Linked DNA regions of Homo sapiens: region 1 is linked to region 2. Evidence: read pairs that join two places in POLR2A ChIA-PET (ENCODE). Cell type or tissue: PC-9. All regions are shown on one strand.

The links. Peaks named below come from ENCODE experiments on the same cell type or tissue, not always from the same donor. Only the 100,000 strongest peaks of a DNase experiment are listed, where the experiment ranks them.
Region 1: POLR2A ChIA-PET joins it to region 2 with 15 read pairs; 1 of 35 experiments calls an interaction of 5 or more read pairs at or near these places.

The regions. Positions count from the first base shown.
Region 1 is chr4:142,598,473-142,603,472 of GRCh38, forward strand. All of the region lies in intron 2 of INPP4B (inositol polyphosphate-4-phosphatase type II B), which reads right to left. The region is part of intron 2 of LOC101927613 (a long non-coding RNA gene); the gene reads left to right. Among named protein-coding and RNA genes, the nearest start is that of INPP4B, 250 kb to the right of the region's middle. In PC-9, no CTCF peak of the experiment used is centred here; a DNase peak (open chromatin) is centred at 2,689; H3K4me3 peaks cover 1,254 bases; H3K27ac peaks cover 1,635 bases.
Region 2 is chr4:142,815,284-142,820,283 of GRCh38, forward strand. The region is part of intron 1 of INPP4B (inositol polyphosphate-4-phosphatase type II B); the gene reads right to left. All of the region lies in intron 3 of USP38-DT (USP38 divergent transcript), which reads right to left. Among named protein-coding and RNA genes, the nearest start is that of INPP4B, 29 kb to the right of the region's middle. In PC-9, no CTCF peak of the experiment used is centred here; a DNase peak (open chromatin) is centred at 2,348; H3K4me3 peaks cover 325 bases; H3K27ac peaks cover 1,021 bases.

The DNA.
Region 1 (5,000 bases), 220 kb before region 2:
CACATCCTGTAAGTCCCCATTGACATTTCCCATTCCCACCAAAGGACTACAGTGGCACAGCACTGGCTAGACCCAAGGATGCTGGAGAGCCCCCAGTACTCCAGCCCACAGGAAGTACTATTCCTCATGGAAATGACAGTGTAAATGCCCAAAATTGCAGCCCCTAGGGCAAAGGAAACCAAAGCACATGTTTCTAGAGCCCAGGAGCTCCCTTTGGGGCTGAGACAAGCAACCCCAACCTCAGCAGCAGCACAACTTTTGTGCTTGGCCTTGTAAGCAGAGAATGAGAGCCCCTCCCACTGTGAGCTGCCTCTGTGCTCAGACTCATGCACAGAGAGCAGAACCCCTTCTGCCCCTCCACACAGCACTGCAGGCCTACCACTACCGCTGCTGCTAGAGGCTGAGGTAGGTGAATCAGAGGGCTGCCTGTTTGGGGCTGGGAGTGCCAAGTGCACCCTTGCTGGTTGCATGGCCTCCATGCTCAGGCTTGCATGTGAAAGGTGGGATCCATCCCCTACTTTGTATAGTGTTGTGATATTGCTGCCACAGAGAGTGAGAGAGCCTGATAATTGTGTGTCTGGGGCTGTCAGTAGTGACGCCATACCACAGCCACTGCCAATACCAGTAAGTATGTCTTGGGACCCAGTTGATCATCTTGCCACAGCTACTTCCATCACCTACACCACAATGGTTCCCAGGTTCCTGAGTACCCTCTTAGCCACCCAACCCACTGCTGCCACTACTGAAATCCAGGTAAGCTCAGCATCAGTCTGACTGTCTGCTAACACCAGTGCCAACATAAGCCATCCAATATTAGCCCACTGCTGCCACCAATTGGGGCCCAAAGACTGTCCTAGTTGGCATCTTTGTCTTCAGCAAAGATTCACCATAGCCTTCATTAATAACTGTACCCTAAACTACTGAGGAAATCACAGATACTACTGATGCTATTTACAGCCACAAAAAATCATACAGAGAATATGCTATGGCACACAGCCAAAATCAAAGCCAAAGAACCCTACCCAAACAACACAATTTTTAGAACTTCAGGAAAAAGTCTTCCTCTATATAAGTAAAGTCGAAAATCTAGAAGAAGCCACTGTTACACCAGAAGCACAGACAGCAACATAAAGACACAGGAAGCATTAAAAAGCAAGAAAATAATAACACCTCCAAAGGAATATAAGAATTTCTTAGCAACAGATCCTAATAAAAGAAAAATTGCAAAATCTCAGAAAAAGAATTCAAACTTATCATACAAAAAAATCTCAGTAAGATAAAAAATTGTGAAAAATAATACAAAGAAATCAGAAAAAAACAATTTATACTACGAGTGAGAAATTTACCAGAGATATATATCTTAAAAAGAACCAAATAGAATTCTGGAGCTGAAGAATTCCTTTAATGAAATACAAGGTACACTCAATGATAGACTAGACCAAGCAGAAGAAAGAATTTCAAAACCTAAAGACATGTTTTTTTGAAGTAACCCAGTCAAATAAAAATAAAAAAGAATAAAAAGAATGAACAAAGTCCTCATGATATATGAGAAACTATTAAGTGACAAAATATATGAATTATTGATATCCCCCAAAGCAAAGAGAGAAGGGTTCAAAAAACTATTCAACAACATAATAGAAGATAATTTCTCAAATCTAGGAAGAGATCTAGACACCCAGATTCAGGAGGCCCAGCAATCCTCAATCAGACACAATGCCACAAATCTTCTCCACGGTACATTATAGTCAAACTGTCTAAAATCAATGATAGGCACTTTTTCTTCAAGTTGCCCACTTGGATCTCTTTCTCAGCATAAACCTTACAGGACAGGAGAGAATGGGAGGATATATTCAAAAGGCTGATAAAAACTCTAATACCCAAGGGTACTATATCAAGCAAAATTATCCTTCACACATAAAAAGAAATACTCTTTCACAGATGAGCAAATGCTGAGGTAATTCAATACCACTAGACCTGACTTACAAGAAATGCTCAGGAGAATCCTAAACTTGGAAGTTAAAGGATAATAGTCATCATCATGAAAACACATGAAAATATAAAACTCACTGTTAAGTACATACAAATAAGTAATAAAAAAGACTCAAATGATAGTTACTACCACAGAAAAAGCATATCACAAGGACGATCAAGAGAAAAAGAAAAAAGACTATACTAAGCCACCAGAAAACAATTAATAATACAACAGGAACAAAACCTCACATATCAATAACAACTCTTGAATATAAATTGATTAAACTTTCAACTGAAAAGATATAGACAAACTGATTAGATTAAGAATGATCCAACTAGATGCTGCCTACAAGAAACATATTTTACCAATAGAGGCACATATAAAGTAAAAGGTTGGAGAAGTATACTGCCACACAAACTGAAACCAAAAACAGGCAAGACTAGCTATATTTAAATCAGATAAAGCAGACTTTTAAGGACTAACAGCAGGAAAAAAAGGCAAAAAAGGGCATTATATAATAATAAAGAGATCAATCTACCAAGACAATACAAAAATTCTAAATATATATATAGGCACTGAAAACTGGGACACCCAGATTCATAAAACAAATCTTACCAGATCTAGAGAGAGAGAGACTTTTATACAATCATAATGGGTGAATTTCCACATCATACTTTCAGCATTAGACAGATTATCAGAAGAGAAAATAAACAAAGAAACATTGCACTTAAGCAAGAAAAACCGGACTTTAGATCAAATAAGACTAACAAACATTTACAGAACATTTCATCCAACAACTGAAGAATACACATTCTTATAAGCACATGGAACATTCTCCAGGATAGACTATATGTTAGGCCACAAAACAAGTTTCAACAAATTTTCAAAAAATTAAAATCATATCAAGTAATTTTCATAACAGTATGGTATAAAATTAAAATCAATACCAAGAGCAGTTTTGGAAACTATGCAAAAACATGGCAATTAAACAACATGCTCCTGAACAACTATTGGGGCAATAAAGAAATTAAGATGAAAATCAAAAAAATTATTAAATAAAAATGGAAACATGACATACCAATACCTACGGGACACAGCAAAAGCAGAGACAAGTTTATAGCAATAAACTCCTATGTCAAAAAAAAAAAAAAAAGACCAGAAAGATTTCAAATATACAACCTAATGATGCACCTCAAGGAATTAGAAAAACAAAAACAAAACAAATTCCAAATTAGCAAAAGATAGCTGGGCATGGTGGCTCATGCCTGTAATCCCAGCACTTTGGGAGGCTGAGGTGCGCAGATCATGAGGTCAGGAGATCAAGACCATCCTGGCTAACATGGTGAAACCCCATCTCTACCGAAAATATAAAAAATTAGCCAGGTGTGGTGGCGGGGGCCTATAGTCCTAGCTACTTGGGAGGCTGAGGCAGGAGAATGGCGTGAACCCGGGAGGCGGAGCTTGCAGTAAGCCAAGATTGCACCACTGCACTCCAGCGTGGGTGACAGAGCAAGACTCCATCTCAAAAAAAAAAAAAAAAAAAAAAATTAACAAAAGAAAGGAAATAATAAAGATCGGAGAAGAACTAAATAAAACAGAGATTTAAAAAATACTAAGGATCTACATCTAGAGCACCTCATTGTCTCAACCCAAAAGCTTCTTAAGCTGATAAGCAAATTCAGCAAAGTCTCAGGATAAAAAAATCAATGTGCAGAAATCGCTAGCATTCCTATACATCAATAACAGGCAAGCAGAGAGCCAAATCATGAATGAACTCTCATTCACAATTGCTACTAAAATGATAAAATACCTAGGGATACAGCTAACATGGGAAGTGAAGGATCCCTTCAAGCAGAAAAACAAACCACTACTCAAAGAAATCAGAGAGGACACAAATAGAAAAACATTCCATGCTCATGGATAGAAAGAATCAATATTGTAAAAATGGCAATACTTTCCAAAATAATTTATGGATTCAATGCTATTCCCACGAAACTACCATTGACATTCTTCCGAGAATTAGAAAAAACTATTTTAAAATTTATTCTACATGGAATTTAAACAAATTTACAAGAAAAACAAACAACCCCATTAAAAAGCAGGCCAGAGGACGTGAACAGACACTTTTCAAAAGAAGACATAGATGCAGCCAACAAACATATGAAAAAAAGCTCAACATCACTGATCATTAGAAAAATGTGAATCAAAACCACAATGAGATATCATCTCACACCAGTCAGAATGGCTATGATTAAAAAGTCAAAAAATAATAGATGCTGGTGACATTGCAAATAAGGAACACTTTTGCACGTTGGTGGGAGTGTAAATTAGTTCAACCATTGTGGAAGAGAGTGTGGTGACTCCTCAAAGACCTAGAGGCAGAAAGATCATTTGACCCAGCAATCCCATTACTGGGTATATACCCAAAGGAATATAGATCATTCTATTATAAAGATATATGCATGAATATGTTCCTTGCAGTGCTATTTACAATAGCAAAGACATGAATCGACCTAAAAGCCCATCAATGATAGACTGGACAAAGAAAATGATAGACTGGATAAAGAAAATGTTAAATATACACCATGGAATACTACACAGCCATAAAAAGGAACAAGATCATGTCCTTTGCAGGGACATGGATGGAGCTGGAAGCCATTATCCTCAGCAAACCTATGCAGAAAAGGAAAAACAAATACTGCATGTTCTCACTTATAAGTGGGAGCTGAATGATGAGAACACATGGACACATTGGGGGAACAACACACATTGGGGCCTGTCAGAGAGGGGTGTGGGGGGAGGGAGAACATCAGGAAAAATAGCTAAAGGATTCTGGGCTTAATACCTAGGTGATGGGATGGTCCATGTAGCAAACCACCATGGCACACATTTACCTATGTAAGAAACCTGCACATCTGCACATATACCCCAAACTTAAAATAAAAGTTGAAAAAAAGAAAAAAAATACTAAGGATCAACAAAACTAAAAGCTGATTCTTTGAAAAGATAAACAAAATTTATAAAATGC
Region 2 (5,000 bases):
AGATAAAAACTAAAGAAATCTGAATAAAGGATAAGCTGTAGTTAATAATGTATCAGCACTGGTTCATTAATTGTAACAAATGTACCATACTAATGTAAGATGTTATTAATAGGAGAAATCAGATGTGCAATGCATGGAAACTCTATTTCCTTAATGTTTTTGTAAATCCCATACTGTTCTAGGATAATGTTTACTTTAACTAAAGTTATACTAATATAACTCTATTGTGCCACTCAGAGGTTTCCGTCTAAAAAAACAATTACCTTCATGCTATTCATTCTTTTAAACGTAAGCTGTGATGAAAAAATCAAATCTGACACCTGAAACTATGTCTTTCTGCAGGGATCTAGTTGTCATTAGATTTTTACTCTTATGAAGACAAATTATATAAGTAAAGCTTAACAAAACATTAGCTTAATTCCATATATATTTTTATAAGTATTTGCCTCATTCTCTGTTTATTTTTCTTTATCCCAAATCAGGTGATTGGAAGAAAACACATTTCAAAAATTAAGGTGCCCTGCTTTAAAGGGTAGGTGAGAAACCTACTCCAGAAAACCTCATTTTTCTTCCATAGGTAGTTATTAATTTTATTTTCACTTTTGTAAATTGCTCACTTTGTACTCAAACAAGATGCTTTTTTTCCTTTCACTGTAGGCCTTGTCCACTTACTGTGTAAAGAAGCAAAAGAAAAATAAAGGTCTGTTTTCTATTGTGAAGTCGTAATGCAAAATGTGTGTCCCCACCAGTGTTTCTGTGGCAACAGACTGATGTCAGAGAAGTGAGCAGGCTGACTCACTCCAGGACAGAAAGAAATGCATGTCTTCTGCTTCTCTTCCTAGCAGGCCCTCTTGGGGAAATACCTCTGCCTTTGTACCCAAGATTGAGCCTTTAGGAATAGATATCTTATTGAAGGGATGTATTTCTATTCTTCATTTTTAGGGTTGTAAGATTTAGAGAAGAAGATATTTCTCAGAATAAATTAAGTCAGGGTAAACTCAAAGTTGCTAATTTCCATTTCGTAAGAAATTATTTCATCAATAACATTATGATGATACCCTTTTAAATTATGTTTTTATAATTTCAATGCCCTTTTGTTAAATATTCTACCATAGGAAAAGTTAAGAGTTAGTGTGAGAAGGAAAAAGGATCTTCCCTTTAAAGATCGTTGAAGTTAAGAGTTAGTAACGATCTTAAAGGATCTTCTCTTCTCCCATTAAATCTTAACTTCCAGTCATTTCTCTAGGGCAACAGGCTTAAATTATTTCTCATCTTAAAAAAAACAAATAATAACAATATCCCATGGTGCCTAACTTCTTTAGAAAGTTGTGCATAAATATATAAAAATATACCTATACCTACATATGCGTATGCATACAGAAATATATATACATATATATATACATACACACACACATATTCAGCCATTACTCTTCCCTCATGGAAATGTTCTTAGGTACCCGTTATTTTTTCTTAATAGTATATTTGGATGTTCAAAGTAAAACTGTCATTTAACAACTATTAAGTACCTACTGAGTTCCAAATACCACTCTAGATATTGGGAAACAAATAAGGTATAATACACGCTTTCAAATACATTTAGAGTTTTGTGGGGAAGTGTTCTGGGTTGAATAGTGCCCCCAAAACTTTATGTCTACCTGGACCTCACAATGTGACCTTAATTGGAAATAGGGTCTTTGCAGATTCATTGAGTAAAGTTAATATGAGTTAGTATAATAAGAATTGATATAAGAATGGTTTCAGTTTAAATAAAACTCTTTAAAATACTGATACATACCAGTCCTTCTCTGTCAACATGGTTGTCCTAGATAAAAAATTATAAAGGACATAACAATGAAGATGGGGATCAGGGAGGAAATGGCATTTCATTAGTTCCTCAGTGGTTGATAAGCCTGTTCTTATACCTTGTATTGCACTCATTCATTTAACAAAGTGGTTGATCATTCTGACTACAGTATAAGAGTTTTTAGTGAGGTTTCCAGCCATCCCTAAAACTTTAAAACATAATACTAAAGATGTGTGAAATAAAATTATCAGTCACATATCTGATGAGTTTCCATCAGACAAGTGAGCAGGCCACTCAAAGCCTCTTCAGCCCCCTTGCTTTCTCCTCGATTATCCAAGCTTTACAAAGTCAAACTGCATATGGAGTGCTTTAATCTTTGAACGTACGGCTGCATCAGACCTTTCCCAGCTCTTCTCACACTTTTAATGGATCCAATTCACCTCCTTTCCAAGGAGCATGTCTAGGTAAGTGACAGGGTGACGATAATGCCTTGGCCACACAGGCCTCAGAAAAGAATGGTGACTAACGATTAAATGCTTAGCATGCCAGCCCACATAAACCACAAACCATGAAGCCAGGGATTAAGACTCACTGGCAGCACATCGCCCAGGAAGTCAGCTTTCAACTAGAACTAAATCAGTTTTAAATAACAACATTTCTTGGGTCTCTTCCATCATCATATTGTGCAACTTTATACTTCGGGTTTATTTGGACTAAAAATATAAAAACATCTAAACCTACTTTATAACTGCTATATATTGACGTTAAAAGGAAACCAAAATAACAATAAAAGACACCAGGAAATTGGGACTTCTTAGATAAACTTAGCTGTGTGGTATTTTGCTTCCCTTTCACTAGAATTAGAAAAATAAATGGCCCACTTTCTAGAAGTGGAGAGTGAAAGGGAGGGAAAGAGAAAAATTGAGAGGAAGAAAACATTTAAGTAACAAGAAAGCAACAGGATAGGAAAAATATCAAGTCTTCAGAATAGTAAGGAAATGGAACTCTAATAATGTTAAAGAATGCAAAGATGATAAGAAACCAGCTACTCTTGGCATCGTATGAAAAAGTGTGAGAGAAGAACCTGAACTATGTGCAGCTTGCATGTAGTCACTGAGTCCCCCCTACTCCCCTGCCCTGGCCAGTTTTTCATTTCCTCTCTGATATCATTTAAACTTCAAAGACCATCCATCACTCCTTCATTGAGAAATGCCTGCTTTCCCAGAAACAACACCAGGGCAGCTTTTTATGCCATTACTGGCATTTTATCAAAGTAAAATTTCCATGGGTTTTTCTCTCAGAGGCTATTCCAGGGCTTGTTTTTTCTACAAAAAAGGAAGGCAATTTAAACGTGTGTGTGTGTGTGTGTGTATTTCCAGTTCTATCTATATCTATATTTCAACAGAATTACAATTTCTGTAGGAATCAAAATTTGAATAAAGTAAATAATATACTTCAAAATCTTTATTATAAACATTTCATTGACAATATAGAAAGGAAATTGATACAGCATTAGCAATAAAAATTTTTGTGGCTAGTTGAGCTCCTGGGATCACCTCCTGCCCCGATCCGTGTAGCCAGCAGCTGCCTCTATACGCTTTCAAGTGCTGTGCCTGCTGCTTACAACTCTCTTCTCCTCCTACCACCACAACTCTGTCAGGTCACTGTTCAATTGTTCTCACATCAGAGAGCCCCTCGCCCTTATTAGTTTATATAAAATAGCAACCACCCAACATTCCTGTTTTATTTTTATCTTCATTCTGTTACATTTTTACCCATAGTGTGTCTCTTCCACTGATATCATATTGGCTTATGAGTTTTTGGTCCACTAGCATGTGAATGCCAAGAGGACAAGCACTTTTCCAATTTGGTTTATTGCCTTATACCCAGCACCAAAAGAGCAGTTGGCTCCCATAGGCTCAAGACGAATCTTTGTTGAGAGATGAAGGACTCCAGTCATGCGTTGTGTGCTGGGATTACTCTTTAGTATTTACCCTAGAAGGAAGAGAAGCCCGAACACTTGTATTCCCACCCTTTGGGGTAGAAACACTTGGGGTAAAAGAAAGATCAAGAACTGAGGACGCAGTATATACTGATGAAAGTAATAAACAGCTTTAGCAGCTTGAGTAAACAATTTCCCTTTCAAAGACAGACCAAAAGCCCTAAAGGGCTACATCCAGGGTTCTCCTAGTCCTTACCCTGTCCTTATCATATGGCCTGCAGAAATTGTGCTGAGAAGTTTCATCCATTTCCAACCAACTTGTAAAGATTTGTCCCTACTGAGAGCAGAATATAGGGTCTAATTCACATCTGAGTCACCAAGCAACAAGGCAAGAAACTGAGCACACAAAATGGGAGGTCTTAAAATGGCAACTAGAAAATTCAAAGTGAATCTTAGGGGATTATGAAACTGGAATTCAAAATGAAGACTGTTACCCACTTCATCTAAATCTACAGCTATCTACCAATCTGGGTGAAACACTAGTATAATTTTTGTGCTGCAAATTCTATCTGCATTCCTTTTCTCTCTGGAAAGGCATATAGGAAATGTATTTCTGAAGGCCGTAGTAAGTTGGTAAAACCAAAATTCAAATACGTATGTGGTAGAGGTTATGTTGATGTCCTGTCCAGATCTTTCTTTATGAGGCCAGTGCCAATAGGGGGCCACCTCACCAGGGAAGTTACACACACACACGCGCACACACACACGGTTCATAGGGCTCATAGCCAATTATTGACAGACACCCTTGGCTGGCAATTCAAAGTATAACGTGGCTTATGGTGTGTTTCATTCCTCCACAGTCCCTCTTCTCAGTCCTACAGTGAATCTGCCTCGAGCCGAGGCTAAAATTTACTTGAAATCACCCTTCCTTCCCCAGCCTACATCACCTCCTCCCTCATAGCCTCTTTCTGAAGAGCATTCCCTCAATAAATAATGGCACCTGAATCCTTGTCTCAGGCTCTGCTCCTGAAAGTCCAACATAAAACAGTGTACCTCCAGGTTAGGCTATTGTCTCAAAACCTGAATTATTTTGGCTTAATTTAGATTGTATTGGAATAAATGTGCTATAGTTTAGAGATTCGTCCCCACAAACCCCATGTTGAAGTCTTATCCCAATGTTAGAGATGGGACCTGATGAAAGGTGTTTGGGTCATGAGGGTGGATTCCCCACGAGTAGATGCCCTCTCTGGG